2 separate regions of the Homo sapiens genome follow, and region 2 is linked to region 1. The links are chromatin contacts, found by Hi-C or POLR2A ChIA-PET in ENCODE. All regions are on one chromosome and are shown on one strand. The core of a region is the stretch at or near the end of the contact, and the rest is flanking DNA. Distances in the headings are between cores, read along the strand shown. Region 1 overlaps GLI2 (GLI family zinc finger 2). Region 2 overlaps GLI2 (GLI family zinc finger 2).

Region 1 (4,337 bases), core at 315-2,814:
GCACTGGGCAGAAGCCCCCTTGGTTCTCCTGCATTGTCACCTGGACATGCCTGCTGACTCTCAGGGCTTCAGGGAGGGTAGGCTCTGCCCTGATGGCACTGGGCACAGAAGAGGTGCCAGCGAAGTGGCAGAGCTGACTGGCGGGCTCGTGGCGCAGCCGGAGGCTGCAGGGGACACCTTCCACCGTGCTGGGGAGGGAGGTTACAGGATCTCAAGACTGTCCAGAGGAGACCCAGAATTCACCTCCAGGCGGTCAGGAGCAGGGTTTCTGGTTGTAGCTTCTTGACACGCTTGTGAGATGTGTCCCCAGAAATTTGCTAAGCTAGGTACACTTCAGGTGTTTCTGTGAATGCTTTAATCTTTTAAAAAAAAGAGAACGGATTACTTCCAGGTTTGCCTTTGCATGTCACCCTCACTTGTATCCCTTACTTGAGTGGGAGTGAGTGTCCGGGTCACAGCTGGGTATTGGAGGGACCACTGGCTGCAGACAAGCCTGACTTGGTGTCCTTTGCTCTGTGTTGTAGAAGGGAACAGGGTTGCCCAGAGTTTGCTTTTCATTCCCCTTTGCGCAGGCTGCTGCAGGTAGAAAGGGCTGGGGTCCATGTGAATGTGGGAGAAGCCACGTGCTCTGTGGTTTTTCCAGATGTTAAAAGTGCGTGTTGCTATTTCGAAGACTCTGAAAAATCCTGAAGTAAAGAAACTTTTTGCATGTTTGCCCAGCATTTCTAAAATTCACATAACGTGGAACATCTGACTGGGAACAGGAAGCTGTTGTGTCCCAGAGCTCTGTGCTTGTCTAATAAAAGGCTTCTGAGTTAGCTCTAGTGTCTTTGTGTTAGCTCTGCCTTTGTGTCTCTTGAGGAAATGGAGAGCTGTAACATTTTGTTCATTTGTTCACCGTCCATTCATGCAGTATTTGCCCAGCAGAAGTGGCAGAGGTGGTCATCACTCCTCTTCCTGTATGTGGTGAGCGCCACCTTAGTTCCAGGCACCATGACTCCTGCCCTCCCTTCCTCCTACCCCCTTCAGGAGGCTTTCCCTGAACCTCCCCCTGCCCCTGGGGCTGAGGGCTCCTCTCTGCTGGTCCCACTGTCTCTCTAGACCCCAGTCTGGGATCCTTGGGCCTCTCTCATGTGCCCTCAGGGGACAAAACCCCACTTCACACCCTGAGCCCAGTCCAGTCCTAGCTGCCACTGGGAGAGGGCAGACGGGCCGCCTGTCCTTTTCCTTGCACTTCTAAGGACAGGGTCTCCCTGGGCTGCACAGCCGATGGCTGACTTTGGTGGTGGCCTCTTCATGCCTTTGCATGAGGCCAAGCCCGGAGGTATGAATAAGTGGCTAAAGAGCGATCAACCCAGGGGAGTCAAATGCAGGAACTGGAGGCAGCAAGAAGGCCTGGTGTTGGGAGAGCCGGAACAGAGGGCCGCCAAGGGAGAGGGCCAGCTGGCTTTGTGCCCAGCTGACTGGGCAGGGACCTGGTCTGTACCCAGGCCGGGGCTGGAAGGGCCCCTCAGGATCTGGTTCAGGGGTGTGCCTGAACCTTTCCCCTGCCTGCCAGTGACACCTTGGAGCTGACGCCCCCTCCATCAGGACCCGTTAGGGCAGGTCTGGGGAACAGGCTTCAGGGAGACAGGAGATTCTGCAGGGTGGGATGGGCCCCCTTGGCCTAGCAAAGCTCTTTCTCCGTTGCAGTCAGGTGGAGGTGAGAAGAGCCCATCAGGCGTCTTTGAGACCGCTGTCTCCTTGTGTTTTTGAAGTTCGCTGCCTGATTTCCTTTTGGCACGCGCTAAGGCGGCTGCAGGAGACTCAGGGAATGAGATAGGAGATGTTGATGTGAAGAGAGAATGTGGAATTTACAGAGCAGCAGGAAAAGCACTCCTCCTGGAATTCAGACAGCATTTGTCACAGTGATAACGCCTGTTTTCTAAACAAAAGTCCCTCTGTGGGCAAGGTCTCGGAGACGTCTGGAGCTCTTGCCCAGCTCCCCTCTCGCGTGGCTGGATCGTGTTTCCTTGCATCACGATGGGGAGGGTTCGGAGGTTCACGCGGCAAGGCTGGGGCTGGGATGAGTTATCCCTGCTGTTCTTCAGCATGTCTGCAGCCAGCTGACCCTCTGTGACCTCGCAGCCTTCGGTCCAGCTGTGGCGCCTCAGTTTGGACACATCAGTCTCTCCAGGAAATGCAGCAGGCAAGCGCGTCACTTCCTGCCACCCAGACAGTGTGAAGAGCGTCCAGCATACCCTCGCAGGCCCCATAATGTGCCCATCCACTGGACGGAGAGGGCCTCACGCCCCTGGGGCTGACCCTAGGCTCCCCACCTGTGGAGGGAAGGTGGCTCCTGGAGCATTTTCCGGGCTGGAGAGGATTGTGGGGGAAGCCCTTGAGTAGAAGAGTATGGAGGCTGCCCTGGGCAGAGAAGAAAAGTCAGTGGTCAGGAGGGACCACACCATAGAAATGGGAAAGAAAGGCCCTCCCCTGATAGCCTGAGGTTCTGTGTTCACCAGAAGCAGGAGGAAGCCAGGAGGTGGTGAGAGCAGCGGAGGAGCATTAGCTCTACGCTCAGACTGGCCTGGTGGCATCCTGGCTCTTCTGTTTAAGGTCTTTATGCCTCAGTTTCTGCATCTGTAAACTAGGGACATAATGGTGAATCCTTGCAGGGTGGTTTGTAGGAGTCACTGAGAAAACATGACATGAGAGAGTTGACATTAAAGAAACCGGTGGCCATCATCATTATATTATTATGTGAGTAGATTCTTAAGAGTTCAGTGAAATTCCTGGGAAAAATTCCAGAGGCTGTACTTAGGGCAGTTCGCTATGGAGGGCCTGTTCCCAGGTCTGCAGTGTCACTGGGCAGGGACCATGACAGGGCAGCTGGAGAGAGGCTGGGGAAACCGACAGGCCACACCTGTAGGAATGTGGACACCTGGCTTTTGGTCCCCTTAGCTGCCCAGGGCTATAATCATGCCCTTCTCTTGTGGCTTTTGCAAATGTGAAGTGCGAAATTGCCGGGAAGGCCCGACAGACATACAGCAGGCTCTAACCGACCTCTACGTAACTTGTTCTTTCCTCCAGAGGGGCTGGGCTTGCCTGCCTTCAAGGCAGGAGCTGGGGCCCTGTGGAAGCCACCTCCTTGCTGGGAGAGACTAGGCCAGTCAGAGCCTGGGGCCCCTGTGGAGATTGCCGCCAGCACTGATCGCTTTTCCAAGGGTACAGCTGAGTGAGAGGCCGGGCTCTTGGATGTGCTGAGCAGGGTGCTGGGCTGGGTGCTGGTGGCCGGAGTCTGGCGCTGGGGGCGGGGGCGGGTGGCAAGCATGTTCAGTGGGGATGTTTTTATTCACGCTCGGCCTCTGAGGAGCCAAGCTCCCTCTCCCAGTCTGCCGCTGGTGAGAGGGTCAAACAATTATGGGTCTCCTCATTTCCAAGCCAACTGGGAAATTAAGTCGCATCTCCATCAGAGCGCTATTAGTAATTTTCAAGAAAGAGGTAATTGAAAAGAAACTTTTTAATACACTCACCAAATTGGCACAGGGGCACGGGAGCAGTGGGAGCATCTTCCCACCGTCTGCCTGTGCCCCCCGCTCTGAGAGGCCATGCCCCTCTGCCCAGCCCCCACTGCCTCGCCTGGGTCACCCTGCCCCAGCCACAGTGGCCTGCGTGGGCTCTGGCCCCACCTGGGCCTTAACCCAGGCGCTTGTCCAGCAAGCCGGCTGTGTGACCCTTGGCAAGTTCTTTGCCTGTCTGTGCCTCTTGTCTTCATCTGGAAAAGCAGACTTCAGTACCACTTCAATTCCCATGGACATTGTGCTGTGGGAGGGAGATAAATCTAGGAAGTGCAGGCCCCTGTCACATCAGAAGGACTCGATGCCTGGTGGCTGCCACCACTGCCACCCTCACCCCCCACCACAGTCAGTGCTGCTGATACTCCTCAGAGTTCAGTTCATGGCTGTCCCGACGCTCCTGGAACCTCAAATCCACCCCAGGCTCTTCTTCCCCAAACTATTTTTACTCTTGTCTGAAGCTCGAGTTTGGCATATTTTAAAAATTAAAAGCTGCAGCATCTACCCTGGAATAGCAGTATTTCTACTAGCACTGATGATCACAGGAGCCCGCCTTTACCCGGCGTCGGCTGCCAGGCCCTGTGCTCAGAGCCCCTGTGCCTTTCCCATTCGATCTTCACAGCTGCCCTATGCGGTGGGCGGACTTATCCCCGTCTCAGAGGAAGCACTGAGCCAGAGAGGAGAAGCGCCCTCAGAGCTGGGGTTCCTGGCGAGGCCACTGAGCTCTGCTTGCAGGGACTTTCCATGGGAAGGTGGGCTACTGTGGGTGGGCCTGTTGAA
Region 2 (4,037 bases), core at 889-3,388, 150 kb after region 1:
CTGAAGCAGTGGAAAGTCAATAATGATAACGAGTTAGGCCTGAGCTGTTCAGTAGGGTAGCCGCGAGCTGTGTGTGGCTGAGTGCTTGCAATGTGGCTATCCTAATTGAGATGTGCTGTGAGTGCAAGATAGGTACCAGGTTTTGAAGACGTAGTAGGAATAAAAGCATGTAACACATCTCATTAACAATTTTTTTACTGGTTCCATGTTGAAGTGATAGTATTTTTGACGTACTGGTTCAATTAAATTGTGTTATTAAAATAATCACCTGTTTCTTTTTAGTTTTTTTTAAATGTGGCTCCTAGAAAATTTACAATAACATATGTGGCCCACATTGTATTTCTGTTGGCCAGGGCTGCATTGGATGAGTGGACACCTAGGGAAGATTCTAGTCCAAGGTAGAGAGAATTGTAAAGGATCCCTTTGAGTAACATAATTATTGGGACTGACAAGAGGCTCCCAGAAAGTGGCCCTTACGGGACCTGCTTGGATGAAAGAATGGAGAGCATTTTGTCATTCCCCTGTTGATTGCAGAAAGACAGTAAGTCCAGCCCCAGTGCTCGTTTGCTTGTCCAGGTGGCTGATTCCGCTGCCCGGTTTTAAAGGTCATTGATTGTCTGTGGCAGGCCCTGCCTCAGAATGCAGCCTGGAATAAAGAGGTGCCTTGGCTCAGCCTGGGAAACCATCACCAGGGCCTGGTGGAGACCAAATGTGGTGGCCTTACTGTCGTCTCAAGAGCTATGGCAGAGTGCAAAGCTGGGACTTGATGCTCTCGGCAGGACGCAAGGCAGGACCTATAAGCCAGATCAAGAAACCTCTTGTTGGGCTCTGCAGGGAAGGGGCTGGATGCTAGTTAAGTACACAGAATGGCAAGTGACACCTTCACGACCCGTGGGGACCAGACAGAGGAATGGCATGGTCATCCTCCTGAAAGGGAGAATCACCTGCGACAAGTGGGCTTCTTGCCGGGGACCAGTCAGCATTGCAATAGCTAGCCGACAAGGTCCCTGCCAGCTGACGGGGTCGCCAGTGTATACTGTCAAATGAGTATGTCAAGGGGCAGCAAGATTTTAGGGGAAAGCCTGAATCCATCCCAGGCCACCTGGCCTAGCCCTGGCCTGTGACAGGTGGAAGGAGCACTAGGGCCTGGGCACCGTCTCCTCCAGCTCCTGGGCTGGATTCCTGCTTTCTGCATTGGATTCTGCAAGGTGCCAGGGTCCCTGGGAGCCATGGTCCTCTGGGCTTCAAATCTATTGCATTTTGCAGTGGGGAGGCTGCACACTACTTTTTTAGAAACCTTCTGTGACCAAGACAGAGTTTTCAACCTTAAGCAAGCTTGACCAGCCCTATTGTTTCTTCCAGCCCTAAAATTCTCTAATGTGGGACTCTACATGTCTACCCAGACAGACAGGCAGCCCCTCCCATTCCTTGTGATGGCGGGGATCTCCCAGGTGTCCCTCTGGAGCTCACCCCAGTCTCCCACCCCTTGCTAAAGGGGCAGGAGCCCAGCAGAGGGGTCTGTAGGGATGGCCACACCGGCACCCTTCGGGGCCCTACTGCGTGCCTGGCCCTGCACTAGCTCTTCTCCACTTCACAGTCTCCCTCTGACATGGGTCCTGTCCCTATCCTCATTTTACAGATAAGGACACCGAGGCACAGGAAGGTTCGGTGAGTCAGCAATCAAGCCAGACTTGGCTGTGGCACTGGCGGCAGCCTCAGCTCTGTCCAACAGGACACTATGCCGCCTCTTGTGGCCTGTCTCCTGTCACTTCAAGGCCACTGTTGCAGGGAACAGATCCCATGACTGCCTGGCTCCCGAGCGGCCAGACCCAAATGGCACGGGGCTGGCCTCTCCCGTGGCGTTGGCTGGAGCACACTCCTCACCCTGGAATGTGCAGGTCCCTCTGCATCCCTACCTGCCCTCACCAGGAGACCAGTCTCAGAACTCTGTGCCTGGTGTGGAGTGGCTGTGCTGGCCCCAGCCCAGCACACTCTCTCTTTCGGCAGCTAATTTGTCAAGTAACACCTCAGCCTGGGGTGGGCAGTGTGCGTGGGCGGACCCAGCAGAGGCCACGGGTCCTGCTAGGCTGTGTCTGCAGGGCAGGCCTGATTGCGTGAGTGGCCTGGGCCTCAGCCAGCCGGACACCAGCCAGCTCGTGGTGTTGGAATTTCCTGTCTGATTTTAATTCCTCCCCCCACGTTTTTCCCCCAAGTGAGACAGAAGCACTTTTTAGTTGCACGTTGTGGAGTGGCCATTCAGGATATTATTCTTATTAAATGCTTCCTGTGGGGTGGTGGCTGGGCATCAGGAGGGCCTCTGGAATTCTCCTGTCCTGTGGCTTATTATTGAAAATCATGGTGCCATTTGCATAAGGCCCTGGGGAAGGAGGTTTTCCATGATTCGTGCTCTTTTGGTGCTTCCTACCTCTGATGCTTAGGCCAGTGACTTCGTCCTCATTTGCGAACGAACACCTGGTCACCTGGGCTCACGTGGCTGAAGGGCTGGCCTTTGAAAGTGTCAGGATCTCAGAACAGACCAAGGCTCCCTAGCAAGGGGAGAAAGTCCCTGGCAGCCTCTCCCAGCCCTGGTGTGCACTTTCATTCATGTACCATCGAAAAGCACAGACCCCTGGATGCCTTCCAAACCTGCATTCCCAGTGGCACCCAGACCCCTTGCAGCTGCTGCTCAGAAGCACTGGTAAATGGTCACCAGGATTCAAATGTCTCCCCCACTCCCGCCTCTCTGATCTTCTGTGTTGAGTTTCTCCAGTTAGTACAATGCCTAGTAGGCGCATGGACATGATAAATGATTTCCCCTTCCTTACTGTGCAACTGGGAACTATGGAGCCACAGCAAGTGTGGAAATGCCAAAGGGCCTGTGAGTCTCCCTCCCGGGGTGGTCCCTGGAGCAGCAGCATCTGCATCACTGGGAACCTGTTAGACATGCCCAGGCTCACTGAGGCAGGAGCTCTGGCAACAGGGCCCAGCAACAGCCTGAGAAACCCCGATATCAGGGCTTAGTGGGTGCTTCATCATGTACCTCTTACTATGTGTATTACATCATGTGTTCCTCTCGAGGACGCCAGCAAGAGATGTTCCTCATCCTGTATGTATAGGAGAGGCCACATGCTTTGCACCGGGGCTTACACTTCACTCGGTTCAGTGCCAGGGCACAATTGGGCATCCTGGGCTCACTGTCCGCACTGCCCTGAGCCTGAAGAGCCTGCCATCCTCCCCCTTCCTTCTGGCTCTGCCAGGTCTGGCCTCTTCCAATGAGCCTTCCTGGCTGCTCCAGACCTCATGGAAATCTTTTCCTGACTTTGAGGCCACTTGGGCAGTTTGTGCTGCGTGGGCCTCGCTGAATCCCGCAGGGTCAGGCTCTCCAGCTGTGGCAGTGGCTTACACAGCAGCGCCCCGGGGCACTCCCTGTGGGCAGGAATTATGCCTCTTGTTCTCTGTGGCCTCCAGAGCCCATGAGCAGCGTCCTCTTACATTGAGCGAGTAGGGGAAGCCTTGACCTGCAGCAGGGTGTGTGGTTGTGACTTCCAACTGTGGATGGAGAACTCTGCCCTGGGTGGTGAGCAGCTCCGCCGTGGATTCCAGAGACAGCTGTGGAGCCAGGCTTGATGGGGCCCAAAGCCTGTGTATGTCAAGGCCATATTAGTGGGACAATGTGTCTGAACTACATCGTATCCCTAGATCAGACCTGGATGGTTGAAGGAGGGAGCATCCAGCCTCTTCTTTGAAGCTGGTGTCGTCGTTTCTGGTATCTTCTGGGAAGCCTTTAGGTACAACTTCCCTGGGGATTGGGCCTGGGATCTCCACAGGAATAGGAGAGAGCAGAGTCTTGCTCCATGGGATTTGTGACAAGCCCAGAATAAATGGCCAGAAGCGACCTTAGCCATGCAAACAGCAAGCTGACATCCAGCATCATTGGTGTTGGGAGGGCGCTGGCCTTCTGGGGTTCATCACCAGAATGACGGTGCTGATCGCCATCCTTACCCATGAGGTTAACATTTTTCATTTCATAAGGTGTC

What was found. A loop is a pair of places that touch in the nucleus more often than their neighbours do. ChIA-PET counts read pairs that join two places held with the same protein, here RNA polymerase II (POLR2A). Pooled maps may share reads with other maps.
Region 2: a pooled map shows a loop between it and region 1 (5-fold over the local background). The contact joins two enhancer-like sites. A Hi-C loop is called at or near these places in 2 of 50 pooled maps. POLR2A ChIA-PET finds 5 or more read pairs at or near these places in 2 of 52 experiments (AG04450 and PC-9).

Annotation. Positions count from the first base shown.
Region 1 is chr2:120,764,072-120,768,408 of GRCh38, forward strand. All of the region lies in intron 1 of GLI2 (GLI family zinc finger 2), which reads left to right. Among named protein-coding and RNA genes, the nearest start is that of GLI2, 30 kb to the left of the region's middle. Within about 2 kb of position 1,565, at least 15 of the 41 ENCODE cell types and tissues checked have a DNase peak (open chromatin) inside an H3K27ac peak, as active enhancers do.
Region 2 is chr2:120,913,180-120,917,216 of GRCh38, forward strand. The region is part of intron 2 of GLI2 (GLI family zinc finger 2); the gene reads left to right. Among named protein-coding and RNA genes, the nearest start is that of GLI2, 180 kb to the left of the region's middle. RefSeq lists enhancers at 1,364-2,137, 2,138-2,911. Within about 2 kb of position 2,139, at least 16 of the 41 ENCODE cell types and tissues checked have a DNase peak (open chromatin) inside an H3K27ac peak, as active enhancers do.